Linked DNA regions of Homo sapiens: region 1 is linked to region 2. A link is a loop called in an ENCODE intact Hi-C map of the cell type or tissue named here. Cell type or tissue: Calu3. All regions are shown on one strand. Each heading gives the region's core, and the rest is flanking DNA. Links, peaks and the distances in the headings are about the cores only.

Region 1 (16,486 bases), core at 6,892-10,891, 310 kb before region 2:
GTTTTTACTCCTAAGGCGTGGCCCTTCAGAGGTTTCAATGGGTCGCCCAGGGTATTTACCAAATCCATCTAACTTGGTAACATGTGAACTCTGAATTCTGTTTCCCCTGTGGTGAAGAGTAGCCAGGTTCAGAGTATGGCAAAACTCTGCTCAGCTGTTTCAGACCTCTGGATGATATTGTTTTCCTACTAGAATCTTTGGGGTCTCACTTGCACATGTACTGTTTTGGGGTTAGTCAAAGAGTTGGGGTAAATTTATATATAGATTTTGGGATTTCCTTCTCTGTGGCTCTCTCCTTTTAAGAATTAACTCCTCAATTTTTACACTCTCAGTTGTCCCAAACTCTATTTTCTTGCTTCTCAGTCCAAGAACCCTGAAGCTTTCTCCTTGAGTCTAGTTGCCCTGAGCCAAGTAGACTAAGGAGAGCCTGCAAGGGAAAATCCATATAAATGTGGAATCTGCCTGTTCTTCTATTGTTCTCCAGGCCTTTAAACCTTTTAAAAATGACTTTATCCAAACTTTATAATTTCATTTTTTTTTTCAATTGAGACAGTCTTGCTCTGTTGCCAAGGCTGGAGTGCAGTGGCATGTTCATAGCTCACTACAGCCTCCACCTCACAGGCTCAAGTGATCCTCCCACCTCAGCCTCCCAAGTAGTTGGGACTACAGCTGCATGCCACCATGCCCAGCTAATTTTTGTATTTTTTTGTAGAGACAGGGTTTCACCATGTTGCCTAGGCTGGTCTCAAACTCCTGGGCTCAAGCGATCTGCCCACCTTGGCCTCCTAAAGCTCTGGGATTACAAGTGTGAGCCACTGTTCTTCGCCTATATTTCTTTTTGAGGGAGAATTAGTCTGATATACATTACGTGATCAATGTAAGGCACTCCGTCATTGTCAGAACTGTACCCCCTCACCTGTGCACACAACTCTGAGGCCATGCTTTAAACTAGGGTTTTTCAAAAGTTTAATTATGACCACTGTAATACTTTTTACATTAAACCAGTACACAAATACACACATCATACACTAAGACCACTCACTACTTGGTAGTATACATAACAATTTTATGAAAAATAACTCTATTTCCTTCCTTCCTTCCTTCCTTTCTTCCTTCCTTCTTTCTTCCTTTCTTTCTTTCTTTCTTCCTTTCTTGGTCTCATTCTGTCTCCTAGGCTGGAGTGCAGGGGCGTGATCACAGCTCACTGCAGCCTCGACCTCCCTGGCTCAGGTGGTCTTCCCACCTCAGCCTCTCAAGTAGCTGGGACTACAGGCATGTGCCACCACACCTGGCTAGTTTCTGTATTTTTTGTAGAAATGGGGTTTTGCCATGTTGCCCAGGCTGGAATAACTGTATTTTCTAAAAGTATCATGGTAAATAGAGTAGCCTTGTTTTACATGTATGTAAATGTTTTTAATGTTTCGCTTATTCCAAGATAGCTTGATTCTCTTGTTTGCTTCTGCATTCAATCTATTGTAGTATCACATATCTTGTAGCCTTTGAAAATTCTGCTATACACTTGTAAAAGAATGACTTAGAAAAAGACAAATAACATCTTTGTATTGTTATAAAATTATCAGAACTTCCAGGGTTCCCTCAAAACAAGCTTTGAGAATTACTGCTCAAAGCTATTATTATCAATATTGTTCACATGGGCTATAAAACATAGTTTAAAAAATTTTAATATTTACTTATTAAATGCCAGCTTTGTGCCTGCTCTGTCCTAGAGTCTCTATTTAACTTTTCAGAACAATCCTTCATGGTAGGTGTTATTGCCTCCTGCCCACCTCCACCCTCCCCGCCGCCCCTGTTCCCCCAACACTTTAGAGGAGGTGAGCAAACTGAGAAAGACAGACTCAAGTTTTTTCCCAGGGTCACACCATAGTAGATAATGGTAGATAATTGGGTTGAATTCAAACCCAAGTCTGTCTGACTTCAAAGCTCAAACTCTTTCCATCGTCCTTGTCTCTCAACAAAGTTCCCCTCATTAAAAACACTCTATGAAGGAGAATGAAATGGCAGCCATTTCTTTGATCTCACTGAGTGATCTGCTTAAATGCAACATGCCATTATGGTTCTTTGAGTGGCCAGGAGCTAAACTGACCTAAGCCCTTCCCTGTCCGCTATCCTTGCAGGACACTCAAATCTCCTCCATGTGCCTCACTGCCATTAATTCTGATAAATAGCTCAGAATATGCTTTCAGCATATTGCATCATACACTTTGGCATAAGGACGATTATTCTGTAATAAATGAAAGGATCACATCCTGCGGTGAAGAATAAGCAGCAATGTAGATCAATTCCTTAAAAAGATTTTCTCTTTATTACTGTCAAGGGGTTAGATCTAGGATAGTGTAGCATACAGATAATAAAGGTGAAATACAGGATACTTTACAGATAACTACTATCCACTTTCTTTTTTCTGACAGTTATGGAGGGAAAGGAAAACCATAGATGTCTGATAAGACCCAGAGACATCCTTTCATTATATGTCTTAAGAGAGAGGAACAAGTGAGAGTAACATAGAAAGAGACATAGGGAAAAAAATTAGAAGGATAAAGAAAAAATCTGAGCACTTCTTTATTATATGGGTGGTTTCTGATTACTGCACATCTGTGAACAATATTTGAGATTTATTTCTTCTCTCTGGGGATTCCTTGCTGGGCTAAAGTTGATGTCTGGAGCTATGTATAGCTTCTGTGAAAGGATCCCTTGGCAAATTAAATTCCACGGTTTTGTCTTCATTCATAATGCATACTTTATACATCTCCGCAAATAACGATTGAAATTTAAACTAGAGAGTGACAAAATAGACCTGGCTCTGGGTCTAAACAAAATTGGAATATTTGACTATTCTGAAGTCATCCCTGATCACTTTCCCTTTAATATTAGGCTAATCTTTTCCCATTGAAAGGGTTCTTTTTCACATTTAGAATTATCAACAGTGAAGAATGAAAACAAAGATGCTGTAGCACAATTTCTCAAAATAAGTTTCTATGCTAACATCATCCATATGAAAATAGGGAGACAACCACCATAAAAAGTTAAAAGAGAAAGGAAAAAGGAATAAAACAAACTACTCCCCACTTCCTCCCCAAACTGACCTAGCCCTGAGGACACAGTAAAATTTCTATATGAGTGGCCGCAGTAACTGTGGGCACAGATTCAATTTTTCAATATAATTATTTCAAGTTCTAACCTTAAGGTTCCTATAAACACAATTCCAAATCTTAAAGTACTCCAAAGATCTTCATCTGCATTAAGCAGGAGAACGAAGGCATCCTTCACTATGGAGATCCATAATTCAGAATTATGTCACACTACAAAATGGAAGCTAGGATTCAACCTGCTGATAACTGATGAATTTACCAACGTTGCAGTCTGTTTGGAGAGCTGTGAATTGTCTAGATTCACTTAAGTGCAGGTTAAAAACTTGCTCTTTTTCTGTATTTGTTTGCAAATGATTAGTATACTGTTTAAAAAAAGAAAAGCAGGATATGAATGACAAAGAAATCATGAAACAGAGGGCATGGGTATCAACATTATAAAAACATAAACATAGAGTAAATAGAAAAAGGGAAACAATTATTCATAATCACAACATTTTAATACTACCATTTGTAGCATTTTAATTTTCTCTTCTGATTTTTTTTTTTTTTTGAGACAGGGTCTCACCCTGTTGCCCAGGCTGGATTGCGGTGGCATGATCACGGCTCACTGCAGCCTCGACTCCCAGGCTCAGGTGATCCTCCCTCCTTAACCTCCTAAGTAGCTGGGAGTACAGGTGTGTACCACCATTCCTAGCTAATTTTTGTATTTTGTGTAGAGATGGGGTTTCATCATGTTGCCCAAGCTGGTCTTGAACTCGTGAGCTCAAGCAATCCTCCTGCCTCGACCTCTGAAAGTGCTGGGATTACAGGCATGAGCCACAGTGCCTGGCCAAGATCTTTTTTCTCATATATATATATATTTGTGTGTGTGTGTGTGTGTGTATGTAGGCACTCTCTTCCCTTATAAAAGTCATATTCATTTTGCGACATCATTTGTCTCTTGTTTTTTGAAATCTAACATCATACATAACAAGTATTTACAAAGTTTCTATGTAATCTTAACAATCTCTCTAATGGATATACCATAATCACTTTTGTATGACTATAAATGTGTGTTGTGTCTCAATTTTGTGTATATATTTGTGTATAGAATATCTTCATGCATACTGCTTTTTCTTTTTTCTTCCTCTCTCCTGTTTTCTTTTGTCCTAATCAACACCATTATTCCCCTCCCTGCCACATGGAACAATTCTAAAAAGTTTCCCTTTGGGAGGCTGAGGGAGTGGATCATGAGGTCAAGAGATTGAGACCATCCTGGCCAACATGGTGAAACCCCATCTCTGCCAAAAATACAAAAATTAGATGGGTGTGGTGGCATGCTCCTCTGGTCCCAGCTACTTGGCAGGCTGAGGCAGAAGAATTGCTTGAACCGGGGAGGTGGAGGTTACAGTGAGCTGAGATTGCGCCACTGCACTCCAGCTTGGGCGATGGAGTGAGACTCCATCTCAAAAAAAAAAAGTTTTTAATGTATTTTTGTGTGTGTTCCTGCAAAATGTGTATTCTTGTTTTGTATATATGCATTTTTATCTTACATAAACATATCTCATTCTGTTTCTTACTTTCTTCACATAGCTAAAGGGATATCTGTGTCATTGCTTCTAACTGCAGTATATGTTCCATGACCTGCCTTGTAAACTATCCATTTTCCCAGTGCTGGGATTCCAGATTTCTTCCAGCTCCCCACCACAACAAATAACCATGTCCAAAATTCACCAGTAAAGGCATCTAGACCTAGAGGTGTTTTTTTTTTTTTTTTGTGGGAGAATTTTTAATTACAAATTCATTTTTAAAAATTGATAAAGAGCTGTGCAGATTTTCTAATTTTTTATGACAGTGTTGTTAGTTTGTATCTTTCAAAGGTTTGTTGATTTTATCTAAATTTTCACAATTATTGACTGAAAGTTGTTCATAGTATTTCCCTATTATTCTTTTAGTATCTGTAGGATCCATAGTGATGTTCTCTCTTTCGTTCCTGATATTGATAATGTGTTATCTGTTTTTACTTGATCAATCTAGACAGAGTTTTATCATTTTATTGATATTTCCAAAGAACCAATTTTTGTTTTATTGATTTATTTCCACTGTTTGTTTTTCATTTCATTGATTTCCATTTATATCTTTATTATTTTCTTCTTTCTATTTATTTTAGGTTTAATTTAATATTCTTTTTATATACTCTTAAAGGGGAAGCTTAGATCATAAAGATTAGACAATTATTCTTTTCTAAAACAAGCATTTAAAGCTATACCTTTTCCTCTGAACACTGCTTTAATATCAAACCAGAACATTATGTTACATTTTCATTATCATTCAATTTGAAATATTTTCTCATTTCTTCTGTGATTATTTCTTTGCCCTATGGATTATTTTAAAGTGCATTGTTTAATTTCAAAATGTTTGAGTATTCTAAAGATACCATTTGTATTGATTTCTAATATAGTTCTGTAGTGGTCAGATAGCATACTATGTATAATTTCAAATTTAGTAAGACTTGCTTTGGTGAATGTCCTATGTATACTTAAAAAAAGTATTTTGCAGTTGTTGGGTGAGGTTTATTTTAAATACCCATTAACTTATATTTGTTCATAGTGCTATTTTCTATTTGTCTGATTTTTGTCTCCTAGTCCATCAATTACTGAGTGTGGAGTATTGAAATAACTACCTGCACTTCTTTTTTTTCTTCTCCTTATAGTGATTTTACTTTTCAATGTATTCTTGTGTTTGTGGTGATTGGGTGGAAATGCATTTAGGATTGTTATGTCTTCTTGATTAATGGACTCATTTATCACTTAAAATCTTCCTTTTTGTTGTAATATTTCTTATCTTTATTTCTTTGATGTTAATAGAACCACACCAGTTTTCCTGTAATTTATAATATATAGTTAGATTATGGGATAACTTTTTCTGTTTACTTAATTTTTTAAAAAAATTTTAAATTAAAATATTTAAATAGACACATAATTATACATTAATATCCCTACATACTCCATGAATATAATTATACATAAATATGTATAATTAAGCATACATATTTATATATATTTATACACATACACATTTATGTATACATACATATAATTATATGTATAATTAAGTAAACATATTTACACATACATATTTGTACACATACATATTTATATATACATATATTTATACATACATATGTATAATTCATTATACATATGTATGTATAATTATTACATTTAATTTATGGTGTACATAGGGATATTTTGATACATAAAATGTGTAGTGATCATATCAGAGTAATTAGCATATCCATGACCTCAAATATTTATCATTTCTTTGTGTTGGGAAACATTCAGATTCTTCTCTTTTATATATTTGAAATTATGTCATAAACTGTCGTGAACTATGATCATCCCACAGTGCTATAGACACTAGAACTTATTCCTCCTATCTAGCTGTAGTTTTATAAAAATTATGGAATGTTTCACAGATGTGTTCTCTGTTTACTTTTCACCTACCAATGCCTTCACAGCCTTTATATTTAAAGTGAAGCTCTTGTAAAGAGCACATAGCTCAGTCCTGCTGAGGTTTTTAGTCCAGTGGAATTAGGCCAAGGTGAGTCAGCTCAGAATAGGGAATGCAGTACACCAAGATGAGTCTGGGAAACTAGTGGGAAAGTGGAATTATTTTAGTAACCAAAAAGGTGTCATCTTAATTTGCAATGAAGAACATTTTAAATCCAACTATCCAGATGGCTTTAATTTACTAAACTATTTCTTAACCTCTAGTATCATGTTTACTTAACAGTGCTGATCCAAAAATATGTTACAGGCATTGGGGGAAGAAGTCACTTAATTTCAACCTCTTGGGGGAAAAACAAGCAACAAATAAAATCAGAATTTTTTTATTGTTTCTTTTTAGAACTCCGCCTGTTATTAAAGTTGTGCTCGTTGGATAATTAAGTACTCTGGTGATAGTCGGCACTGTTAAGATGCTGAAACAGAAAGACAACATTTCATTATTTTCTAATAACCTGTAGTCTTTAGGCCGTGGAGCTCCTAAGATCAATATTTTTATCTCTGTAAGGGCAGTGAACATTCATTTTGTTACACATCTAGCATTTCCAAAGAGGTCACTGTTTCACACAAATAGAGTCGCCTAGTACTCTGTTATTATAATGAATCCCCTCCAAGAGACATAAAATACTTAGAAAATTGCAAACTCCTGTTTTAACCAGCATGATTTCCAACAGTTCTAATAAATGTTTTTTTAAAGAAAAAAAAATCACCCTGACAACAAACAGTTGCTTTTATCATCCCTGCCATCAAATAGTAAAGATCTGACAGCTCTTCAGGTAATCAATTTTCATGAATTCCTAATAACAGTTAGAAAACCAAGTAGGTCTCCCAGCCTCAGCAGCTCAACAGTTGTGTGTAGGCTATAATTTAAAAAAACAGTTAGTCATCTCATCATACGAGTCCTGAGATCATACTGTTAACTTTTATACAAGAAATATGGCTTGTTCTACACACAATGTGTACTATCCTGTGGCGTAACTAATAGGACAATTAGGGTTTATCACTGAATTTGTATATATCAGCATTTTCAATTTCACCTCAGGATTTAGTTTTCAAGTCCTCAACCTGATGTGGAAATATGATTTTAAAATTTGACATTGCAGCAGGGCAAACTGCCCTTTTTGAAAGAGTTTGCTAAATGATTAGAAGAATACGAATCTTAAATCCGGGCTTCAGGAAACATTGGATCATAAATTAAAATGCTGTTTATAAAACCGTTCCCAAATTGTGCTAAAGTTTTTTAGGTGAAATAGGTTCTCTGACATGCTGTATTTGAAATCGGAAGGAGGAAGATTTTGTCATTGTTGTTGTCTTCCAACTATATATCTGCATGCCACTGATTTTTATTCACTCTGCTCTCTGAATTTGAACAATGAAAAGGTCGTATTAATGCACCACTTGGTAGAACAATGGCCGAGGTCCCTCTTGGCAGCTGAAAATCTAGATCATGAATCTTGATGGAGAAAGATGTCAGTCCATAAATATGTAAGATGTCCTTAAGCCAAGAGATCTATCATTTTGGCCTTATTTGTCAGATACAAAGAAGCAGAGCCATTCTCCTGGGACCCTGGAGCTCCCAGCCAAAGCTCCCTTCTCCAAAGAAGACTTTCACATGAAGCCTGCCTGAGGACTGCTTACTTCCTGGTTATTTTACTAAAAGAATGTACGGCAAAAATAAAAGACAAAGAGGCATTATTTAAACTGTTCAAGGGGAAAATCCCAGCAATCAATATAGCCTACAACCCTAATCTCTTCGAATGGGTTAGACTAAGAAATGTGGAAAGGAGATCGATTTTGATATGTTTTTAGTTTAGGAGCAAACCACACTTTAATTCTACTGTGTAGAATTTCACCTCTTGCTATTAGTTATGAATACAAATTAGAGGTCAGAACTGAAAATTTGGTCTTGAAATAACTTTCTCATTTGTCCAGTGTAATACCTGCCTCTCAAAAATTTAAGCATTATGAAATAACATGTGTGAAATGTGTGGCATGAATTTTTAAAGCTCACCTTGCATGAAAATGATTTTACATAATACCAAATAACTACAATTTATGGTTCTCAGGGAAAACAGGAGTGATCAAATTATTCATGAAGTCAGATTTAACATGGTTATCAATGGGCTATAGGAGACTAATTGACAGGTAAAAATGCAACCTATCAACACCAAGTAGATAATGTGAACTTAAGTTCCTTTATATGCTGTATACCTCCAGTAATTGAGCCTGTCTTCTAAACTCTAAAATGGTAAGGCTGTGAGAATATACAGTGCCCAAAACTTAGTTATATTTAGGAAAATGATACTCTTTTCCATCATTTGCATTGGTGAATGTGTAGGGGAAGAGTTACCAAAGAGGTTAAGTTAGATTGAAAGAAATCTCCTCAAAAATTAAATTGGAAAGAAAAAATTGTAAAAATTTTAAACAGATAAGTAAATCATCTGTATTTGGAGGAATGATCGTATCTATTTGCCTTTCATTAATAAATGTTGGATATAACAGTTGGAATTTAAACAAACTTTCAACACTTTTTTTTTTTTATCTGTTGATTTCATAGTCTTCAGGTTTTATTGGATGGGCACTGAAGTTCTATAGTTCAGTGTTCTCCTGAGGCAGGGATTTTTTTAGAACATCCCTGGCAAGTACTTATCCAAATTCCACTGAACCGGAACCTTCCATGTGGCCAGCACTCCTATCTCTTACAAGGCAGGTTGTACAACTCTTACTGTTTAAACGGTGTTCCTTCCTTGTTTTGAAGGGAATCCCCCTCTCCATAACATCCATTCCTCAATGCTGACCACATTCTTTTTAATGACAGAGATCAGCTTTTCACAGGATGACCCTTTAACCTGGGGAGAGGAGTCCCTGAGCCTTCAGAACCCCGCCTCTCCAGGCTAAATAGCTATTTCACACCCTTCCCCTTAGAAAGCAGAGTAAAGTGAGCAATGATGGCTCTTAACTTTGTTTGGGTCATTGTTCCCTTGGAAAATCAGACGCAAGCTAGGAACCCTCTTCCCTTCCTAATGAAAACGTGCATATGCGCATGCCCTTAAAAATGTACAATAATTTCAGGGATTGCAGAGTAGTAGGTTGAGAACCACAGGGGCTCCTGGGGACACTCAGGTCATCTTGGGGCATCAAAGGCTGCTGATCAGCACGGGGCTCCTAGATATAAGAGAGGAGTTGTCGGCTGGGTAGCAGAGGATGGGATTTGTTTTTGTTTTGATCCTTTTATTTTATTTATTTACTTTTATTTTATTTTATTTTTTTGAGATAGAGTCGCACTCTGTCACCCAGACTAGAGAGCAGTGGCATGATCTCGGCTCACTGCAACCTCTACCTCCTGGATTCAAGCAATTCTCCTGCCCCAGCCTCCTGAGTAGCTGGGATTACAGGCACATGCCACTATGCCCAGCTAGTTTTTATTTATTTATTTTTAGGAGAGATGGGGTTTCACCATGTTGGCCAGGGTGGTCTCAAACTCCTGACCTCAGGGGATCCACCAACCTTGGCTTCCCAAAGTGCTGGGATTACAGGAGTGGGTCACCATACCCAGCCTGTTTTGATCCTTTTAAATCAAGCAATTGACACCATGGTGTTTTGTTTGAAAAACTGAAAGCGGACAAATTTTGCTTAACTAAGGACTGTGGATTTGCTGAGGATTTTATGAAGTCGTGTGCACTTTAGTGTCCCATTTTCCTTGAAGGCACCAGCACGGCTGGCCTCACATACTAACCTGGCAGGAGATCCCAGTGGCCAGCAGCTCTCTCCCTTCCTCTAACCACCCTGAGCTGTTACATGGTACTCATGTAACTGGACGAGCTATCAACCTCTCATCACTATAGCACGTTATACTTTAGAATTAGCTGTAATAATACTGGAGCCTACAATAACCAGTGAAGAAGCAATAATTTAAAAAAAAATTTAATTTTGGGGAGTATATAGTAGGTGTATATATTTATGGGGTACATGAGATCTCTTGATACAGGCATACAATGCATACTAATCACATCAGGGTAAATGAGGTATCCATCACCTCAAGCATTTATTTCTTTGTGTTACAAACATTTCAATTATACTCTTTTAGCTATTTTAAAATGTACAATAAATTTTGGTTGACTGTAATCACGCTGTTGTGCTATCAAATACTAGATCTTATTTATTCTATCTAACTATATTTTTGTACCCATTATCCATCCCCCACTCCCCTGCTTTCCCTTCCCAACCTCTGGTACCCATCATTCTTCTGTCATTTCCTTGAGCGTAATTGTTTTAATTTTTAGCTCCCACAAATAAGTGAGAATATGTGAAGTTTGTCTTTCTGTGCCTGGCTTATTTCACTTAATGTAATGTCCTCCAGTTCCATCCATGCTGTTGCAAATGACAGAATCTCATTCTTTTTTATGGCTGAATAGTACTCCATTGTGTATATGTAGCACCTTCTCTTTATCCATTTGTTGATGGACACTTAGGTTGCTTCCAAATCTTGGCTATTAGGGAGAGTGCTGCAAAAAACATAGGAGTGCAGATATCACTTTAATATGCTGATTTCCTTTCTTTTGGACATATACCTAGCAGAGAGATTGTTGGATCATATGGTAGCTCTATGTTTCATTTTCTGAGGAACTTCCATTCTGTTCTCCATAGTGGTTATACTAATTTACATTCCTGTGAACATTGAACAAGAGTTCCCTTTTCTCCACATTCTCACCAGCATTCGTTATTGCTTGTCTTTTGAATAGAAACTATTTTAACTGGAGTACGATGATATCTCATTACAGTTTTTATTTTAATTTCACCAATGATCAATGATGTTCAGCACCTCTCCACACATCTATTTGCCATTTGTGTGTCCTCTTTTGAGAAATGTCTATTCAGCTCTTTTGCCTATTTTTGAATTCTATTATTGCATTTTTTCCTATTAAGTTGTTTGGGCTCCTTATATATTCTGATTATTAATCCCTTGTCAGCTAGTTTGCACATCTTTTCTCCTATTCTGTGGGTGGTCTTCTCACTTTGTTGATTGTTTCCTTTGCTGTGAAGAAGCTTTTTAATTTGATGTGATACCATTTGTCCATTCTGCTTTGGTTGTCTGTGCTTTTGGGGTATTACTCAATAAGTTTTTGCCCAGACCAATGTCTTGGAGAGTTTCTCAAATGTTTTCTTGTAGTAGTTTCATAGTTTGAGGTCTTAGATTTAAGTCTTTAATCCATTTTGATTTGATTTTTATATTTGGTGAGAGACAGGGGTCTAGTTTCATTCTTCTGCATATGAATATCCAGTTTCCCCAGCACCATTTATTTAAGAGACTGTCATTTCCTTGGTGTATGTTCTTGGAAACTTCATTGAAAATGAGTTCACTGTGGATGTATGGATTTATTTCTGGGTTCTTTATTCTGTTCCATTGGTCTATGTGACTGCCTTTTGCCAGCACCATGCTGTTTTGGTCACTGTAACTCTGTGATATAGTTTGAAGTCAGGTAGTGTGATTCCTCCAGTTTTGTTCTTTTTGCTCAGAGTGGCTCTGGCTATTCTGGGTCTTTTGTGGTTTCATATAAATTTTAGGATTATTTTTTTCTGTATCTGTGAAGAATGCCATTGGTATTTTGATAGAGATTGCATTGAATCTGTAGATTGCTTTTACTAGTATAGACATTTTAGCAATATTGGTTCTTTCATTTTTTTGTATCCCCTTCAATTTCTTGCATCAATGTTTTATAGTTTTCATTCTAGAGATCTTCCACTTCTTTGGTTAATTCCCAGGTATTTTATTATATTTGTAGCTATTGTAAATGGGATTACTTTCTTGATTTCTTTTTCAGATTGTTCACTGTTGGCATATAGAAATGCTACTGGTTTTTGTATGTTGATTTTGTATCCTGCAACTTTACTGAATTTGTTTATTAGTTCTAGTAGTGTTTTTTTTTTTTGGTGGAGTCTTTAGGTTTTTCCAAATATAAGATTATATTATCTGCAAACAAAAGTAATTTGACTTCTTCCTTTCCAATTTGGATGCCCTTTATTTCTTTCTCTTGTCTGATTGTTCTAGCTAGGACCTCGAGGACTATGTTGAATTACAATGGTGAAAGTGGAGATCCTTTTCTTATTCCAGATCTTAGAGAAAAGGCTTTCAGTTTTTCCCCATTCAGTATGATACTAGGAGTGGGTCTGTCCTATGTGGCTCTTACTGTGTTTCAGCGTGTTTCTTCTATACCCAGTTTGTTGAGGGATTTTATCATGAAGTGATGTTGAATTTTATCAAATGCTTTTTTAGGATCAACCAAAATGATCATATGGTTTTTGTCTTTCGTTCTGTTGATATGATATGTCACATTGATTAATTTGTGTATGTTGAACCATCCTTTCATCCCTTGGATAAAACTCACTCGATCATGATGAATGATCTTTTTAATGTATTGTTTAATTCAGTTTGTTGTTGAGGATTTTTGCATCACTATTCATGAGGTATATATATTCACACGTTTGTTGGTTTTGGTATCAGGGTAATACTGGCCTCGTAGAATGAGTTTGGAAGTATTCTCTCCTCTATTTTTTTTGGAACAGTTAGAGTAAGATTGGTATTAGTTCTCCTTTAAATGTTTGGTAAAATTCAGCAGCGAAGCCTTCAGGTTCTGGGCTTTTCTTTTCTGGGAGGCATTTTATTATGTCTATCTCATTACTTGTTATTGGTCTTTTCAGGGTTTAGATTTCTTCATGGTTCAACCTTGGTAGGTTGTATACTTCTAGGAATTTCCATTTCTTCTAGGGTTTCCAATTTATTGGCATATAGTTGCTCATAGTAATCTCTAATGATCCTTTTTGAATTTCTGCAATATTAGTTATAATGTCTCCTTTTTTATCTCTGATTTTATTTATTTGGGTTCTCTTTCTTTTTTCCTTAGCCTGGCTAAAGGTTGGTTGACTTTATCTTTTCAAAAACCAATTTTCATTTCATTGGTCGTTTGTATTTTTTTGTTTCAGGTTAATTTATTTCTTCTCTGATCTTTATTTTTGTTTTCTTCTACTTATTTTGAGTTTGGTTTGTTCTTGTTTTTCTATTTCTTTAGACTGCATCATTAGGTTGCTTCTTTGAAGTTTTTCTTTCTTTCTTTTTTTTTTTTTTAGTGTAGGCACTTATAGGTAAAAACTTCCCTGTTAATATTGCTTTCACTGTATCCCACAGATTTTGGTATTTTGTGTTTTCATTATCATTTGTTTCAAGAAAATTTTAAATTTTGTTCTTAATTGCTTCATTGATCCACTGGTTATTCCAGAGCATGTTGTTTAATTTTCATGTTTCTGTGTAGTTTCAGTTCCTCTTGTTATTGACTTAAAGTTTTATTCCATTGTGGTCAGGGAAGTTACTTGATATGATTTTAATTTTTCTGAATTTTTAAAGACTTGTTTTGTGGCCTAACATATGGTCTGTCCTTCATAATAATCCATGTGCTAAAGAGAAGAATGTATATTTTGTAGCCATTGGCTGACATAGTCTGTTCATATCTATTAGGTCCATTTGGTCTATAGCACAGGTTAAGTCTGATGTTTCTTTGTTGATTTTCTGTCTGGCTGACCTGTCCAATGATGAAAGTGGGGTACTAATAATATTCACTTTATGTATCTGGGTGTGGCAGTGTCAGATGCATATGTATTTACAATTTTTATATCCTCTTGCTTAATTGAATCCTTTATCATTGTATAATGACCTTATTTGTCTCTTCTTATAGTTTTTGTCTTGAAACTTTTTTGTCTGATATATAGTTAATCCTGCTTTTTTTGGTTTCCACTGGCATGGAATATCTTTTACCATCTCCTTTTTTCCAGTCCATGTGTGTCTTTATAGGTGAAATGTGTTTCTTTATAGGTGAAATGTGTTTCTTGTAGGCAACAGATTGTTGGGTTTTGTTTGTATAAATTCATTCAGCTACTCTATGTCTTTTGATTGAAGAGTTTAGTCCATTTACATTCATTATAATTATTGATAAGGAAGGACTCAATGCTGCCATTTTGTTATTTGTATTCTGGTTGTTTTGTAGTCTTCCCTCCCTTCCTTCCTGTCTTACTTTTCTTGAAGGTGATTTTTTTTTTATCTGGTGGCATGTTTTAATTGCTTGCTTTTTATTTTTGTGCATCTGCTGCAGGCTTTTTGATTTGCAGTTACCATGAGGCTTGCATATAACATTTGAAAACCTATTATTTTATTTTATTTCATTTATTGTTATTATTATTTGAGGCAGGGTCTTGCTCTGTCACCCAGGTGACATGATGCAACATCATGGTGACATGATGCAACATCATGGTGACATGATGCAACATCATGGTGACATGATGCAACATCATGGTGACATGATGCCCTGTTGCCCAGGTGAGATGGTGAAGTGGCACCATCTTGACTCACTGCAACCTCTGCCTCCTGGGTTCAAGTGATTCTTATGCCTCAGCCTCCTGAGTAGCTGGGACTACAGGTGTGTGCCACCACAACTAGTTAATTTTTGTATTTTTAGTACAGATGGGGTTTCATTATGTTGGCCATGCTGGTCTCCAACTTCTGGCCTCAAGCAATCCACCTGCCTTAGCCTCCCAAAGTGCTGGGGTTACAGGTATGAGCCATCACTCTTGTCACGATAACCTATTATTTTAAACTGATGACAATACTGATTACAAATACAAACAAACAAACGATCAAAGAGAAAACTAATACAACTCTGGGATTTAACTTCACCTCCTTGCTTTTTAACTTTTTGTTGTTTCTGGTTATATCTTACTATATGATGTCTTCAGGAGTTGTTGAGTTATCATTTTTTATAGTTTCATCTTTTAGTTTTTCTACTCAAGATATGAGTATTTTACACACCATAATTACAATGTTATAATATTCTGTGTTTTTCTGTATACTTACTTTTACCAGTGAGTTTTGTACCTTCAGATGATTTCTTATTGCTTGTTGACATCCTTTTCTTTCAGAATGAAGAACTCCCTTTAGAATATCATATAGGACAGTTCTGATGTTGATGAAATCCCTTAGCTTTCATTTATCTGGGAAAGTCTTCTCTTTCTTTTTGAAGGATATGTTTGCTGGATATACTATTCTAGAATAAAAATTTTTGTTTCTCCTTTAGTGCTTTAAATATGTTGTGTCACTCTTTCTTGGCCAGTAAGGTTTCCACTGAGAAGTCTACTGCCAGACATATGGAGATCCTTTGTATGTTATTTGTTTCTTTTCTCTTGCTGCTTTTAGGACCCTTTCTTTATACTTGACCTTTGGGAGTTTGATTAGTAAATGCTTGATGTAGTCTTATTTAGGTTAAATCTGCTTGGTGTTCTATAACCTTCTCGTACTTGAGTATTGATATGTTTCTGTAGGTTTTGGAAGTTCTGTGTTATTATCTCTTTGGATAAATTTTCTACCCTGATCTTTTTCTCTCTCTCTGCCTCCTCTTTAAGGCCAATAACTCTTAGATTTTCCCTTATGAGGCTATTTTCTAGATCTTGCAGGTGTGCTTCATTCTTTTTTATTCTTTTTTCTTTTATCTCCTCTGACTGTGTATTTTTTAATAGCTTGTCTTCAAGCTCACTAATTCTTTCTTCTGCTTGATAAATTCAACTATTAAGAGACTTTGATATATTCTTCGGTATGTCAATTGCATTTTTCAGCTCCAGAATTTCTGCTTGATTCTTTTTAATTATTTCAATCTCTTTGTTAAACTTATCTGATGGAATGCTCAATTTCTTCTCTGCCTTATCTTGAATTTCATTGAGCTCCCTCAAAACAGCTATTTTGAATTCACTGTCTGAAAGGTCATATATCTCTGTCTCTTAGGATTGGTCTCT
Region 2 (16,486 bases), core at 8,031-12,030:
GCAATTCAAGACCCAGACAATTGGAAGGCTGTATAAATTAAGCTACAAAACCCAGAGAACTAGAGGTGGTCTGCAAAGAATAGAGACGACCAGACTGGCTGACGGTCAAATCATAAATTTGCATGTGTTCCAAAAACGTGTTCCACCGGCAATCCTCCAAATTGTGTCAGGTGCTTAAAATACCACAGTGCATAATAGGTGATCCCTATTCAAGGGTTCAAATCCTGACCGAGGAACGCATCCACATTTCCACAGAAGCACTGTCATTCCACCCTGTGGCAGGCAGAGAAGCTTTCCTGTCAGCTCCTATGGAATCCACTTTAATAAGCCTTGCACTATGGAATGTGAAATCATAGAAAGCTTAAAGAATGCTGAGACATGGTGCTTGGCCTCACCCCAGACTCTTAAGAGGGAAGCCTTACAGTCAAACAATGAGTAATAATAAACCTCCAAGTTCCAGTAAAATTCCTGATAAGATCTTTAAGCAGGAAGGCCATGACCAGCTAAAGTGTCTTTATGGGTTCCTCTAAACACAGTCGTGAAATTTTCAAAGCTTCCACCCTCAGGAATCAGACTCAAAAGAAATAAATTGTGTGTGTGTGTGTTACATATAAATCTTCTCCATTATTGAAAGCTTTTGGCATGATTTCTTTAGTATCCAGTGCTAATTTTTACAGTAAATAGACAGCCTGACAGATTCTTACCTAAGGGGTTAAGGCAGGTGCCAAGGGCACTGGCCAAGTGATCCAGACCAGGGTTGGGTCACAGGGGCCAGATCTGAATTTACAGGGCAGTCATGGGGGACTCGGAGGCAGGAGGAACTGGGTGCATGGAGGCCATTTGGGGCTTGCCTCTCCAGCATCCAGCATCCCTCTTTTTCCAACAATAGCTGTCTCTCCATCTCTCCTGATTGTCATTCCATATGGCTTAAGTGGAGTTGATTCTGCCCTTGCTCCAATACCAGCCAATCAGAGCAGCCCATTCCCCTGGCAGTAATGTTTGCTTCTGCCGTGGGTACATGACCCAAATCAGAGCGAATTAAACTCCGTTCTAGACTCTTATTTGGGCAGAGAATCTCAATCTTTCCTGACAGATTTGAATCTAAAAGCACATGGGCTGGCATTTCTGCTGCCACCTTCCCACGCCCATGCCTCGAGAATGAGGCCAACTCTTGGAGAAGGCTGTGGGAGGAGCTGAGGGGTCTTGGGTTCTGGCAACTCCAGCTGAACCTGCACCTGAACCCGGCAGTACCTCTGAACCTTTCTGCACATCAACCAATAAAGTTTCCTTCTTGCTGTTAAGAGGGAATGAAGATTGAGGGAGAAGCTAGGAAAGAAAGAAGACTTGGCCTCCCAGGCTGAGTGTGAGAGGACGCTATGGAGATGTGCCATACTAGACAAGTTTCTTTCCAGTGGGAAAGAGAGAGATGGGGCCACTGGAGGGTAGAGGGAAAGAAAAAAACAGGCTCTGCTCTCCCAGGATCAGAGACTCCTACCAGAGTCCAGGCTAAAGCCTCCAAAGCCCAGGACCACATGTCTCTCCCTGACCCATGTTTCTGACCCATCCCCTGCTGTCCACCAATGCTGAGCATGTCTCAGTCCTCTACCATGCTTAGCCTCTGCAAGACAGGGTCTCCTGGTATTGACTGTCTCCAGGAGAGCAGGTGGGAAGCTGAGCCCCAATGTGGGTGGGGAAAGGAGAGGGGGAATTCCAATTCCCTGGTCCCTGTGGACCCTCCAACCCCAGCCCACCCACTTTGGGTTTGATGTCACCTGCAAAGCACCATTGTTCCTCCTGGGAAAGGACTTCTTTTGGAAAATCCTGGGGCCTTCACGACAGCCCCACCGCTCATCCTATAATTTCAGCTTTCCCTCCACCTGGCACAGACAGACCAGATGCACACCTCAGGGACCAAGCGACCCCTTCTTGTCCTGAGTGTAGTTTCCTTTTTGTTGACAAGACCAGCTCCTCTGTTACCCACAGGGCCCAGTCACTCCCTTTAGGGTCTGACAGGCATGGTAAGGAAGTTATGAAAACTTTGAAAAAGCAAAAGGCAAAGGCCCCACCAATTCAATTTCATAGAATAAAATTGATAGGTTCCATATTCAGTATATTCCCTTAATCATCCCCATATCAGTATCATTCATATGCAATTGTTTATTTTTCTGTTAAAAATCAGCATTCTCATCTGGCAACTTTGTTGACCATGTTTTCTGGATTTCAGTGCACTTGGACTCTTCGGTCTGAAAAAATTGCTAACCTCTGTTTTAACCCAATCTCCAGTGCAGTAAAACAATGTTTAAAAAGCACATTCAGAATAATTTGTTATTATTATATAATAAGTCATACTTGAAAACAAAACTCACCTGAATGCTAATGCCTCACTATTTCTTTAGACAGCAGGAATATTTCCCAACACTTAGAAAGCAAACAACAGGCCAGGTGCAGTGGCTCACACCTGTAATCTCAGCATTTTGGGAGGCCGAAGTGGGCGGATCACATGAGGCCAGGAGCTCAAGACCAGCCTGGCCAACATGGCGAAACCCCGTCTCTACTAAAAATACAAAAATTATCCAGGTGTAGTGGTGCACGTCTGTAATCCCAGCTACTCGGGAGGCTGAGGCACAAGAATCATTTGAACCTGGGAAGTGGAAGTTGCAGTGAGCCAAGATCACGCCACTGCACTCCAGCCTGGGCAACAGAAGGAGACTCAAAAAAGAAAGGAGGAAGGGAGGGAGGGAGGAAGGGAGGAAGGGGAAGGAAGGAAAAGAAGGGAAGGAAGGGAAAGAAAGAAGGAAAGAAAAAGAAGGAGGGAAGGAAGGAAGGAAGGAGGGAGAGAGGGAGGGAGGGAAGGAAGGAAGGGAGGAAGGAAAAAAAAGAGAAAAGAGAGAAAGAGAAAGAGAAAGAGAGAAAGAAAAGTGAAAGAAAGAAGAAAGCAAGAAAGAAGAAGGAAGGAAGGAAGGAAAGAAAAGAAAAGAAAAAGAAAGAAAGAAAGAAAGAAAGAAAGAAAGAAAGAAAGAAAAAGAAAGAGAAAGAAAGAAAGAAAGAAAGAAAGAAAGAAAGAAAGAAAGAAAGAAAGAAAGAAAGAAAGGAAAGAAAAAGAAGGAAAGCAAGCAAGGAAGCAAGTAGCCAAAGCCCTGGGAACCCATCGAGGAATGGCCCCGGAGGCAGAGTTACCCTCAGGTAAGAGCACAAGCTTTGGAGGTAGCCAGCCTGGTTTTGCACCCTAGTACTGCCGCTTATTAGACGTGCCATACTGGGCAAGTTATTTAACCTTTTCATGCATCAGCTTCTCATCTATAAACGATAGTGCCTATGTGGGAATGCAGTGGTGGTTGAAGAAAGGAGAAAAGGGCCCAGGACATCAGAAATGGGTAGGACTAGAGCTAGGGGAGCGGTACAGCTTGGAGGCTCTGGAAGTGAGTCCTGGAGTCAGGGCTTTGAGACATGAGAGGAGGCTATGGCAGAGGCACATGTTCTCTGTGCAAATCCAAGGAGCCCACCAGGAAGACCCCGAATTCCCATTACTGGCGTATCCACCGACTCTTGCATGTCCTGACCTCCTTGGAGGCTGCCTCTCGCTCTCATTTTCTTTTCTGCTCAGACACCTACAGCTGTGTTGGTAGCTGCCCTTCTAATGGCTTGGGGGTGGGGGAGCACAGCCAGGGGGCACGTAGCTGGGATGAGGGTGAAGAGGAGTGCTATGGAGAAGGGGTCTCAAGTACTAAATTGAAGCCGGGAAGGCTCAAAGGCAAATATGGATTCTCTACAGCTCTGATGGAAAGCCTTGCTCCAATCTGAATTCTGGTCTTCCAAGAAAAATCACAAGCAATGACAGGCTCTTTAATATGGGTTCCAGCCACAGGCCAGAGATCAAACGTCGCTGAACCAGTGTGAGGAAAAGAATGGCAGGCAGACGTCTTCTTTTTCCGCACACAGACTGTAATCAGCTCTCCACAAGGTCATCCCAGAACACCAAGGACAGTCCAGATACCTCCAGGCTCTCCTCAGTAATGGACGGAAGCAGTGGTGCAGATAATCTGCCCAAATGGCGGGTAATCCAAAAGCCATTTCTATCTGGCCTTGGGAGAAGCTTCTGTGCTCGTTCTGAGTGTGGGTGTGTGTGAGCCTCCCTGCCAGGTCCATGTGCACAGTGAGGCTGCTCTCAGGGAAGGTGTCCTCCTGCTGGCAGCAGGGGCCATGGGTACTGGCAGGGAGTTGGCGATGGAGAGGACAGTTCAGGAAGAAAAGGGTGCAGGTGGGCTCCATTTGGCCTCCTTCCTTGGTCCATTCTCATCTTCCTGGGCCCTGCGGATGCATGGCCTGGGCTGCTTTGCCCTCTGGCTTTCAAGCTGGTTTGAGCTATAAGAGATGGAGCAGAGAAAGGAGAGGAAGGCCAGCATCTTTCTTCCCTGCTTCCTTCAGGCTCTGGCATCCGGTGCAGTCTTGCTCGTCATCTCCGCTTCCCTCTGCTTCTTCCCAGGCTCCAGTTCTCCCTGGATTCCAGGAACACCATCTCCTTCCTCGTCCCTTCCATCCCAGGGAAGGTAAGAGAACTTACATTCGATAGAGAAAACACTGTTTTTTTAACCAAAGCTATGTGGGAGTGGGGACTGGGAGTGTATGTAGAAAGGCAGGGAGTTGATTATGCTTAAGTCCTTGTCTATCTAATTTACCGTGCCTAGAAGTAAAAAGATAATGTAAGAACAGACACATCAAAAAATAGCTGCCCAGAACTGAAAACAAGGACTTGAATAGATGTTTGTACACCTATGTTCATAGCAGCATCATTCACAGTAGCCACAGGCAGAAGAAAACTAAATGTCCATCGACAGATGAAGAGAAACAAAATGTTACATATAAAAACAATAGAATATTATTCAATCTTAAAAAGGAATGAAATTCTGTACAACGTGGATGAAACTCGAGGACATTATGCTAAGTGAAATAACCCAGTCTCAAAAGGACAAATATCATACGATTCCACTTACATGAGATACCTAAAATAGGCAAATTTATAGCGACAAAAAGTAGAGTAGTGGTTACCAGGCCCTGGGGACAAAGGGGAATGGTGAGTTATTGGTTAATGGGGACTGAGTTTCTGTTTATGAAGATGAAAGCATTCTGGAGATGGATAGTGGTGATGATTGCATGACATTGTAGATGTACTTAATGTTAGTGAATTGGACACTTAAAATAGTTAAAGTGGTTAAAAAATAGCTGTGTAAGAATACTATTTAAAGTTATGGTGGTGACTGTCAGGAGCAGGGGTGGAGAGGGGTTGTGAGTGCTTAGCACCAGGAAGTGATACTCGGGGGCTGGAGGAATACTGCAAGAGAATGCTACCTCTCACTGCAATCCTTTCAGTGCTATTTTACTTTAGAGGTACAGTTAACACTGATACAGTGCTTACGACCTGCCAGGCATGCTTTGCACACTTACATATGTGCTCATTTAATCCTCCTATCAATGCCATGATGCAGTAGCGCTACCTGTGAGGATCTGCATTTTGCAGAAAAGGAAACAGAGATACTCACGTGGTAAGGCCTCCATCTCAGGCAGCTGCCCAGAGGCCCTGCTCTTAATCATCCTACTTTGCTGCACATATATGACTGGGATGAAAGAAAAAAATTAATTTTAAAAATATGCTGCGGTGAATATCCTTGTATACATATTTTATGTGCTTGTGTGAGGATATCAGACTCCTAGAAGTGAAATAACCTCAAGTTTTACAACAGACAAAACATGGCATTCAATTCATCTTTTGGATATAAAAACTATTAGAACACTGATACTGACATTGTACTCATTTTATTATAGAATTGAAGCACAGAAGCAAACGACCTCTCTTTGTATTCATGATTTTCAACAGGTCTCCTGGTTCTTCTAGCCCCTCTAACTTCCTCTCATCTCTCCTGTAACAACAATGATCAGAATGATACCTGAGGAATAAACCATAAGAAAAATGAGCATTGAGAGGGTAAATCAAGCTTCCTTTAGAAAGAGAGGAAAATAATTTTGCAGTTGCGAAACATGTTGAAATATTATTTTTACAGTGAAAACAGTTACATCACAAGTTTAAATTACATTTCCATTTGAAATGGAGTCGATTTGCACCACCTACTGGAATATACAGCTCCATATAGTCAGAGGTTTAAAATTACAAAACCACTTTTAAGAATTCAGAGTTACATTTCTAGTTATCTTTAAGAGACCAGCTCCTTTGACATGTTGGAAATGCCAAACACTAATTTACTTCAGGGACTATTTTCTAAAACAAACTCTTTAGAAGCCAAATTTAATCATCTAGCTAAATTAACAAATTGTACAACTGCTTATAAAAATAAAATGATTAAGCCAAATACATCAACCAAACAGATACAAATGTAAATTAGAAGCAAAACTGAAATCAATATACATTATCAGTTGCTAAATCACTATTGAAAAACAGAATTCAAGCAGACAACTGGAAAACGACAGGAAACGTAAGGCAAACAGGATAATAAACAGAACATAACTCAACATTAATTTAAAAAGAACTCACCCAATGAAAATTTGATAGTGTTTACATCCAAAGTAATAATCTCTGTCATGGCTTAATTACAGCCTGAACATCAATATACGAAGTATTCATATTTAGGCTCTTTGGCATTTTAAAGGAAACCCCAACAAAAATTTTCATTTTTTTATGACAAACAACTCCAAGCAATAAATTTCTCAATATATAGTAGCAACATTTATTATATAATTGACAAGAATTCATGGAAAAAATTACATCTACAGTATCTGCTATTCTAGATCAAATTGCTTTAGAATAGAAGCCTAAATATATTACATTTTAATTTCTTGAAACCTATTACAGCATTTCACTTATTTTATGGGTATTTTGTCTGAAAATTGATTTTATTTTTATATGTCAACTAAATTAGATGTCAACTAAATTAACTGAAGCATAAAATATGCTGGCAAGATATCTTTACAAATACACGGCACAAAATGCTGTGCAAGTCACAAGAACCTGATTTAAAGTCACAGGCATACAAAGACCTGGGCAGAGTGACCAACTGATCCACAGTCCTCCTTGTGGTTGCAAGTGATTTGTGTATGACAAGCAGGTTTACAGTGACAAATGTCAGATGCAAGGTTGCTAGAAGGTTTGCCTGTCTCATTTTAGTTCACTGCTTGTGTGATTTCATTTCTAAAGTTCTCATCCACATTGGAAAGCTTGGACTGTTTCATTTCTACCAGGTAGGCAGGCAGGTACCTTTCCCCAGGTATCGCCTCCATGGCTTACCTCTCATGGGGATGGCTCCTACATATTTTAAATCTGCAGCCCCAATCTCTCCCTCTCTCCCCCGCCCTTTTTTTTGAGAGTGAGTCTCACTCTTTCGCCCAGGCTGGAGTGCAGTGGTGTAATCTCAGCTCACTGCAACCTCCACCTCCCGGGTTCAAGCGATTCTTCTGCCTCAGCCTCCCGAGTAGCTGGGATTACAGGTGCCCGCCACCATACCCAGCTAATTTTTGTATTTTATTAGAGATGAGGTTCCACCATGTTGGCCAGGCTGGTCTCGAACTCCTGATCTCAAGTGATCCGCCCACCTCGACCTCCCAAAGTGCTGGGATTACAGGCGTGAGCCACCATGCCCAGCCCCAACCTCTTTTCATAGCTTGGCAGTACCTGCTCGTGTCTACTTGCTGCCCTCTCAGATGTCCCAAAGGCATCTCAAAATGCACATGTCCCAAAGCCAGCTCATGAACTCCCCGGACTTCAGTCCTCATCCTCTCTCAGTGTCCCCAGCTCATCCATCCCATTTGATATGATTTGGCTCTGTGTCCCCACCCAAATCTCATCTAGAATTGTAATGCCTACCTATCAAAGGAGGGACCTGGCAGAAGGTGATTGGATCATGGGGGCAGTTTCCCTCATGCTGTTCTCGTGATAGTGAGTTCTCATGAGATCTGACGGTTTTTAAAGTGTGGCACCCCACCCCGTACTGCTGCCATGTGAGACATGCCTTGCTTCCCCTTTGCCTTCTGCCATGACTGTAAGTTTCCTGAGGCCTCCCTCACCATACAGAACTGTGAGTCAATTAAAACTCTTTTCTTTATAAATGACCCAGTCTCAGATAGTTATTTATAGCAGTGTGAAAACAGACTAATACATGGTTCATCCAACTAGATATGCCTGGTACCTACTTTGCTCCTCAGTCCTAACCCAATCCATACCCAAAGCCCTGGCCATCTGACTTTCTACATCCCCCTGAAGCCTGTCTGCCTCACTCCATCTCCTCCTCTCCGCTACTATTCCAAAGAATTATCAGGTCTAATGGAATCAACCTAAATGCCCACCAATGACAGATCGGATTTAAAAATCTGGTACATATTCACCGTGGAATACTATGCAGCCATAAAAATGGAATGGGCTCATGGCTTTTGTGGGAACACAGATGGAGCTAGAGGCAAATTATTATTCTTAGCAAATTAATGGAGGGACAGAAAACCAACTATTGCATGTTCTCACTTATAAGTGAGAGATGAATGGGCCAGGCGTGGTGGCTCACGCCTGTAATCCCAGCACTTTGGGAAGCCGAGGCAGGCGGATCATGAGGTCAGGAGATTGAGACCATCCTGGCTAACAAGGTGAAACCTGATCTCTACCAAAAATACAAAAAAATTAGCTGGGTGCGGTGGCAGGCGCCTGTAGTCCCAGCTACTCGGGAGGCTGAGGCAGGAGAATGGCATGAACCTGGGAGGCGGAGCTTGCAGTGAGCCAAGATGGCAACACTGCACTCCAGCCTGGGCGACGGAGCGAGACTCCCTCTCAAAAAAATAAAAATAAGTAGGAGCTAAATGATAAGAACTTATGAACACAATGAAGGAAACAGCAGAAAAGGTAACTATTGGGTACTGGGCTTAATACCTGGGTGATGAAATAATCTGTACAACAAACCCAGTGACATGCATTTACCTGTGTAACAAATCCTTACATGTACCCTCAAACCTAAAATAAAAGTTAAAAAAAACACACAATACTGTTATCAGAAAACATTAATTCCTTAATATTATCAAATGTCTACTTAATATTTACATATTTCACATTTCTTTGTCTAATATTTTGCTTTTCTTAAAAAAAAAAAAAAAAGGGAAAAAGAACAGTTTTAGCCTGGACTGATTTAGCAGCCTGGTCTAGCCTCATTGCCCCTGATTATGTGGCCCCTGGCTAAAAGCCTTTTACCGTGGATAGACCTAGTTTCCTAGTAAGGCCACAGAGGCCTTTCCTAATCTGGTGCCCACTGCCTGTCCAGCCCAACTCACACCTGAGCCCCATGTCCTCTTAGCTTTTCATGCCTCACTCTGGCTGTGCTCTCCACTGCTGCTAGGACTTTGCCCAGTTTTCTCTCCACCTGAAATTCTCTTCTCTTTTCTTCTTTGCAAAGTGACCTCCTCCTAACTTTCCTGACTGAGTCAACTCAGAGTTGCAAATTTACATTTTAGGGGGCACTTATTTGAAAGTCTGTGTGCCCCCACTGGACGGCTTTTACTCACCTTTGTGTTCCCAGCACCCAGCACATGACCTGCACATGGGAAATATGGAATGATTCACTCAGACCAGAGCCAGAGAGGTGCCTGCCCTGGGCCCCATGAGGCTGCGGTTCCACTCTGGCCCTCCTCTGACCATCACTCCCCACATAGGGTGAGAAGACAGGTGCACGTGGAGCTCCAGGGAACCGGCCCTAACGGCTCCAAGCCTGCTTTGAGGGCCTGTCCCCAAGATGATTGGGCATACGCACCCCAACCCAGAGGGGTGGCCAAGGGACAGCTGTTATGAAGGCAAGAGGATATAACATATTTAATAGCTTCCAAGGGGCAGCTGTTATGAAGGTGTATTTATCAAGGAAGGAGGCTAGAACAGATTTTCTTTAATAATGAGTTAGCTTAATTTATAAAAACTTCAACTATTTGGACATATGCTATTCAGACCTCCATGCACAGTTTTCCCAAAGGCCTGCAAATGTTAGCACAGAGTTTTTGGCTTCACAAGTATCTGAGAATAAACTTTATATCAACACTTATATCGAGATGATTCCCTGTACCCCTTTTGAAATCTGAGTTCAAAAGAGAATTGACTCTTAAAAAAGTCAATACGATTCCCTGGCCGGGCGCGGTGGCTCACGCCTGTAATCCCAGCACTTTGGGAGGCCGAGGCGGGCAGATCACGAGGTCAGGAGATCGAGACCATCCTGGCTAACATGGTGAAATCCCGTCTCTACTAAAAATACAAAAAAATTAGCCAGCATGGTGGCAGGCGCCTGTAATCCCAGCTACTTGGGAGGCTGAGGCAGGAGAATGGTGTGAACCCGGGAGGTGGAGCTTGCAGTGAGCCGAGATCGTGCCACTGCACTCCAGCCTGGGCGACAGAGCGAGACTCTGTCTCAAAAAAAAAAAAAAAGTCAATACAATTCCCCAAACTCATTGATAATCATAATGAATTGGGGGGGGGGGGCGGTGGAAGAGAGCAGGGATAAGATATTGAAGCCATTCAGTATGAAAAGCGTGTTCCAAAATCATTATATGACACCAAAATTCTGAAAAAAAAATGTTATTTGGGTAGTGGGACCATGAATTTCCTTGCCTTTTCACATTTTACTAATTTGAGTTTTCTTTAATAAATATGCTTAAATTTGTAACAAGAATCTTATCCTTTTGAAAAATCAAGTTACCATTCCATTTCACGTATAGAATATGAACATTTTGCCCGAGTCTGTCACCTTTGTCATCCCTCGCGTGAAAGCAGTGCTAGGAATTTTCTGTCTATATATTTGCTTTGCTAGAGGCAAAAACAGTACATTTTCAGATCACATTGGAAAAGGACTATGGCTTAACTTCCATTTTATGTAGTGAGAGTCATGGACATACTTCATTTATAGGTTAAAACAATGTGGTGCCTGGCTGGTGGACCTGGAGTCCACTGGATTTTAGGCAGCTACCTGCATTTTCTTTTATTGCCCCTACTACCTAATTTCCATTAGGCCCACTTTGATTTCCTTTCAGTTTCCTAATTGGGGTCTGGAGTTGTTTTTTTTTTAATAGCCATGCTTCTAGAAATCCAGTTTTCTTTTTCCTTAGAAATAATAATTGTTTATTATTAAGCTAGAAAAAGCCCAAGGGTTTCTTTGAGAGCCCAATTGCCTACCTCCTCCACCCCAGAACCCCCATGGGGCCCCTTGCACCATGTGTTCTCGCTGCTAGGCTCGCCTGTCCCCCACTGCCATTCCCACCTGCACACTTGAGTGTTTTGCAGTCACCGTCCCACTGTCTGCCCAGGTTTCCAAGTCCCTCTCCAATGCCTCAGGCTTCACGACCCTTCCTGATCCTCTTCCACTGTTACCATTCCCAGCCCAGTGTGTTTGTCATGCCTTGTAACCTCCACCACACCTTGTACCTTTCCTTTCCCTGTGGCCACATTCTGCCTTTCCTGAGTGAATACTTGCTGTGGTCCTCGTCGCACACCCAGAACTAGAGCACTGAACCCTGTAGGCCAGAAACCATGATTGACTGATATGTTGAATCCAGCACTAAGCCTAGGACTCAATAAGTAACTGATGAATTGAACTAAATTAAGCATACCTTGTTTGGTCAATCTGCAACATTTCTCTCAAAATTACTTACAACTCTTTCTTGAGAAAGAAAGAGTCTTTTCCTAGCCAACCCAGCAGACTGTCTGACTTAAGACCATGATTGACAGACAGAAGAACGTGGCCAGAAAAAAATGCAACTGAGAGGATTAAATGAAATATAACTAGGGATGAGCTACTTTTGATAATAATCTGGAGCGGGGATGAAAGTAGGGAAAACGGACTTAGACGGCCCATTGATCGCTGTTGATGGTGGGTGATGGTGACGGCCCCTGGGGGTTCCTTTTACTGTTCTCTCTACTTAGGTTTACACTGAAAATTTTTTGTGATGAAAAGATTTGAAGAAGATGACAGGAGATGGAGAAGCACCAGCTGATCTGCAGACTCCAAGGAGGTCCCAGGAAGAGGTATAAAGGAAGGAATCTGAGACATGGTTCTTCCTCCCTGTGGGTACCATCCCTTCCTGTGGCAGCTCTCCTGTTCTCTAAGCACCTCGATCCCCCCAACCCCACTCATTTATATGGACCTGGCACTCAGATCTTTCACCCGTATAATGCCACTCCAGGCTCTGCCTCTTGGGTAGTGTCCTATGTCCTAGAATATTCCCAGATGAGAATGGGACCCCTTAGGTAGAGCTGTGTGCTCTGCCTCACCTAATCCAGCTGGCAACCCCCATAGGTGTCATCCACTAAGATCTTCTGGGACAGGAAAGCCCTGTGATACCTCTTACATCACACCAAACAGAGCCCCACACCAAGAAAAGAGCTGCCCACACCTCACAGAAGCCATGTTAGTGGACATTTCTCCACTCTGGAAGCCTTCCTGCGTGGTGGAGGCCAGTGCAGACCATCCTCTGCCCAGAAGAGTTGCATTCTAAATGACCCCTCAGAGAGCCCTCTGGATGGCCGCCTCTCCCACAGGTCCCTGCAATCACATAAAAAACACTCATTGCAGCCAAGATGCACAAAGCACAGTATTGATTTCATACTCAGGTTTTTCCAAAACAAATCATAAACCCACACCAATTATGTCCAATCAGTTTTATGGATAAAGAAGCCTGAGACTCTCCAACAGGAGAGCTTGAGTTTCCCTTCTCACTCTTGTGCTGGGTGTCCTTTTCCTACCTCCAGACCATCACAAGGATATCTGTAATGTAGATGAGGCCAGTCCTTTTGCCCAATGTTGACAGACAAGAGGAAGATTCCAGGGAGAAATGCCGCAGCAGCAAATGAATATGAATGATGCTTTTCCACTTTGTGCTTATAAAATGCCTTTTGTACCAGAATCTCAAAGCTCTCCAGGAAGCAAGGCTTTGAATGGGACTTTCACTCGGGGTAAACATGAGTGGTCGGAGCTTCCCAAGTCATTTGTGATAAGAAAGAACAAAAGTCCGGGCACTTTTAAAATGCAATATTCTTGCCTTCTGGGTAGTAAACAAAGTGTGCAGATGGATAATGACATCTGTGGATTCTGGCTCCACTTCCTAGAGAGAAAAAAAACATGTAAATAAATACGTAAAAAATTGTCATATGTGGATGACACCCTTGGTTCATCCAGTAGTTACCATTCTGCCTAACATTCACGAGCTATGGATTCTATTACTGGGTCCCTTGTGACTGCATTACACTGAGAAAGTAAAATATATTTCTCTTCAATGCCTGAGGGAAGATAAATGTTATAGAAATGTTTAGTAAAAAGGTCCAGTCAGTGGCTTTGACACTTGATGCTTTTGCACTAAGCAGTGCTGTCCTTTTGTTCTCTCCATTGGAAGCCTCCTTGTAAATGTTTAATAGCTAAATGACTCACCAGAGTCTGCAAAGGTCAGGCCCTTAACTGGAAAGGCAGAGGGGAACTCAGAAGCAGTCTCTATCAGATTGATTGGAAGGTTCATTTGAGAATTCTTTCCTTCTCATCCTTAGTTTAAGGTGCACATGCAGCATGAATAACTGCCTGGGCTCCAGCCACCGACATGCCTGAACAGCAGACATTAGTGACTCTGACACTCTTCCTAGGATTCATTCAGGGTATTAATCAGCTTCAGAGGAAAACTCACAAACACTCTAAGAAGAATTCTGTTGCAAAAGTGATACCTAGCAGAGACAGTCTGCCCTTGCAGTCACTTGCATTATATCCCAAAAGTCAATGCTAAGAGCTTGCAAAAGAATTTGAGTTCATCAGGTGTCCAGAAAATAAACTCCTTCAAATGCAGTCGAAATAGTTTCAATAACTTCAAATACTCTGCCTGTTATGAATCTACAGAGCAGCAATTAAATAATTATCAGTTAATGATTCAATGTCAGATACCTATAACCAAGGGTGTCTTGCTATTACACTGAAAATTACATATTAAGGTTTTGCTGGGGTGCAGAAAATGATCCCCCAAAATATAGTGCTTCGGCATGCCGAGTACTTTGAAAATCGGAAGGTTTTAGAAATCAGCCTTAGACCCAAGCTCTCTTTCTGACTTTCCTTACCTCCTTGTTTCTCTGATCCTCTTTCTAGAAGCACCTGGAGGGACTGGACTGACTCTCTGGAATTTTCTTATCTAACAAAGCTTCTTTCCAAAAAAAAAAAGGCAATTGTCTTAAGACCACCCCCCCCATCTTTAGGAATCTCATCAAATGACCAGGAAAGAAGCAAAGAGACGGAGTTGTCACTATACCCAGATAGACTACTCATCTATTCTCGAGGGCAGGTCTGACAACCTTTGTGCAAGGTGACGTTTCACTCCTCACCTTCCCAACACCTCCCCCAGAGCTCAGAGGAACTTTTGTCATTTACTCCTACACACCTCATCCCCGCCTTCCCTAAGAAGAGAGGGTAGACAGGCATCTGGACCCTGCTGGGTTATTAGGCCATTACTCTTCTGCAATTCCCCATGGTATGCACGTTAAAATAAACGCATGCCTTTTCTCCTGTTGCTCTGCCTTTTTCAGTTCATTTTCAGCAAACCTTCAGAGGGTGAAAGGGGAAGTTTTCTTCTTTGTCCCTACATTTTGCATTGTCTTATACCTTGACATTTTTCTACTCGTCAAGTTAAACTGTAAAGCAAAATATAGATCATTAGCTGACTAATTATTTTTGAGTTAAAAAGTAGCTAGCATTTGGTTTTGGGTACCACAGTGTGTCTAATATAGTCTTTTTAGAAGCAATGATCTATAAACATTTTTTATCATTCACCATTTCTGGTTGAGTAAAGTGACTCACAGTTGTAGTCCTACCTATTCAGGACGCTGAGGCAGGAGGATCACTTCAGCCGAGGAAGGAGTTCAAGTCCAGCCTGGACGGTCTCTAAAAATATTAAAATTTAAAAAAAATTCTGAACATGCAACCCCAATATGTATTTATTTGTAAATGATATACTGTCACTAATACATTGACATTAAACAAGTAGAAAACAATGTAACATTTTAATTTATTGACTGATAATTAGTTCTATTTTCATTAATATTTTTTAAAAGAGCAAAACTGCTGAATAGGCTTCTTTTATTTTTGAGAATCTTTGTTGAAAACTTTGTGGTGTAACAGTTTGAGGTCTCCTTCCAAGTCAAGTTTATTTTAAAATGTGGTTTTAATGGCTGTCGTCACTTAAAATATCTCAAAAGATAAGCAAGCCTACTTGAAAAAATCACCCGGTCTCAGGGTTTACTAAATCAAACTGCTCATTTCGGTTGTATGCACAAATCACGCACAGGTTTTAACTGAAATTTAATTAGTTAAATTTCCATCTTCTTTGAAGTCCATCAGTCTTTTTTTTAACAAACCAATTAAACAGTATCAAGGAATAACTCAGAGATTTTTAGTTAGTTGTTTTATATGCAATTTGTTTACTTGTACAAGAAGAAAGGTCAATAGACTGTTGTCATGGAACAAAATTCAAAACAGGATGTATAACAGATAGGAGAGAGAAAAACCTGCTGGCAGCCTGGGAATCGTGAATCTTGCAGGCATATTTTTGGGGTAAACAAATCAGTTGGCAGCTGATAAAGAGATCAGTCTGGGCGTTCTGGGTAGGACAACTAGTATCAAAGAAAACAATTAAGTGTGGACAGATTTTTCGAACCCCCTGATGGTATGGCTGAGGAGCATATGAGGCTTGCTGCCTCTGGACGAGCTCTGCTGGCTCTCTTCCCTTCGCACGCCTTAAGTAAGCCAGAACTGCGCCACTGTCCTCCTTAGAATTCCTCAATATATTTAAAACTCAACCTCTCCATTTGGAAGATTTCTAAAAGAGGTTAGGAATTTCAGTTTCTAAGATAAGTGTGCAGATATGAGTTTTTATAAGCAATATACATCATTTTTAGAGACAAAAATCACATAATGTTGGAAAGATTTCCAAACATCTACTTTCAAAAATGCTCTCCATAAGATTCTTTTGAAAACCAAATACTGGCCGGGCGCAGTGGCTCATGCCTGTAATCCCAGCATTTTGGGAGGCCGAGGTGGGTGGATCACCTGAGGTCAGGAGTTCGAGACCAGCCTGGCCAACATGGTGAAACCCCGTCTCTACTAAAAATACAAAAAATTAGCCAGGCATGGTGGCAGGCACCTGTAATCCTAGCTACTCAGGAGGCTGAGGCAGGAGAATTGCTTGAACCCAGGAGGCAGAGGTTGCAGTGAGCCGAGATAGCGCCACTGCACTCCAGCCTGAGCAACAAGAGCAAAACTCTGTCTCAAAAAAAAAAAAATAAATAAAACCCAAATACTTTCCCACTCATTGTTAAAATATCACCTTTGTTTTGAAGAAAGAGATTGAGTCTGTTTGTTTTTGTGAAACTTTCTCCTGGGTATCATCCTAATGACAGCTTCATGTCATCACAGATGAGAAAATGTAGAACACTCCTTATAAA

Evidence for each region. Hi-C counts contacts between places; a loop is a spot of excess contacts. Peaks named below come from ENCODE experiments on the same cell type or tissue, not always from the same donor. Only the 100,000 strongest peaks of a DNase experiment are listed, where the experiment ranks them.
Region 1: it touches region 2 in a loop (2.8-fold over the local background); 1 of 110 quality-filtered maps calls a loop at or near these places.

The regions. Positions count from the first base shown.
Region 1 is chr10:125,390,137-125,406,622 of GRCh38, forward strand. No RefSeq gene overlaps it. Among named protein-coding and RNA genes, the nearest start is that of TEX36-AS1, 180 kb to the right of the region's middle. RefSeq lists an enhancer at 14,341-15,540. In Calu3, for the core only: no CTCF peak of the experiment used is centred there; a DNase peak (open chromatin) is centred at 9,335.
Region 2 is chr10:125,694,641-125,711,126 of GRCh38, forward strand. It overlaps EDRF1-DT (EDRF1 divergent transcript), which reads right to left. Exons shown (of 5, transcript NR_033847.1): 3 at 14,858-14,927; 4 at 12,761-13,119; 5 at 10,650-12,560. It overlaps LOC283038 (a long non-coding RNA gene), which reads left to right. Exons shown (of 5, transcript NR_033848.1): 3 at 4,484-4,547; 4 at 11,942-12,043; 5 at 12,315-15,037. Among named protein-coding and RNA genes, the nearest start is that of EDRF1-DT, 17 kb to the right of the region's middle. In Calu3, for the core only: no CTCF peak of the experiment used is centred there; no DNase peak of the experiment used is centred there.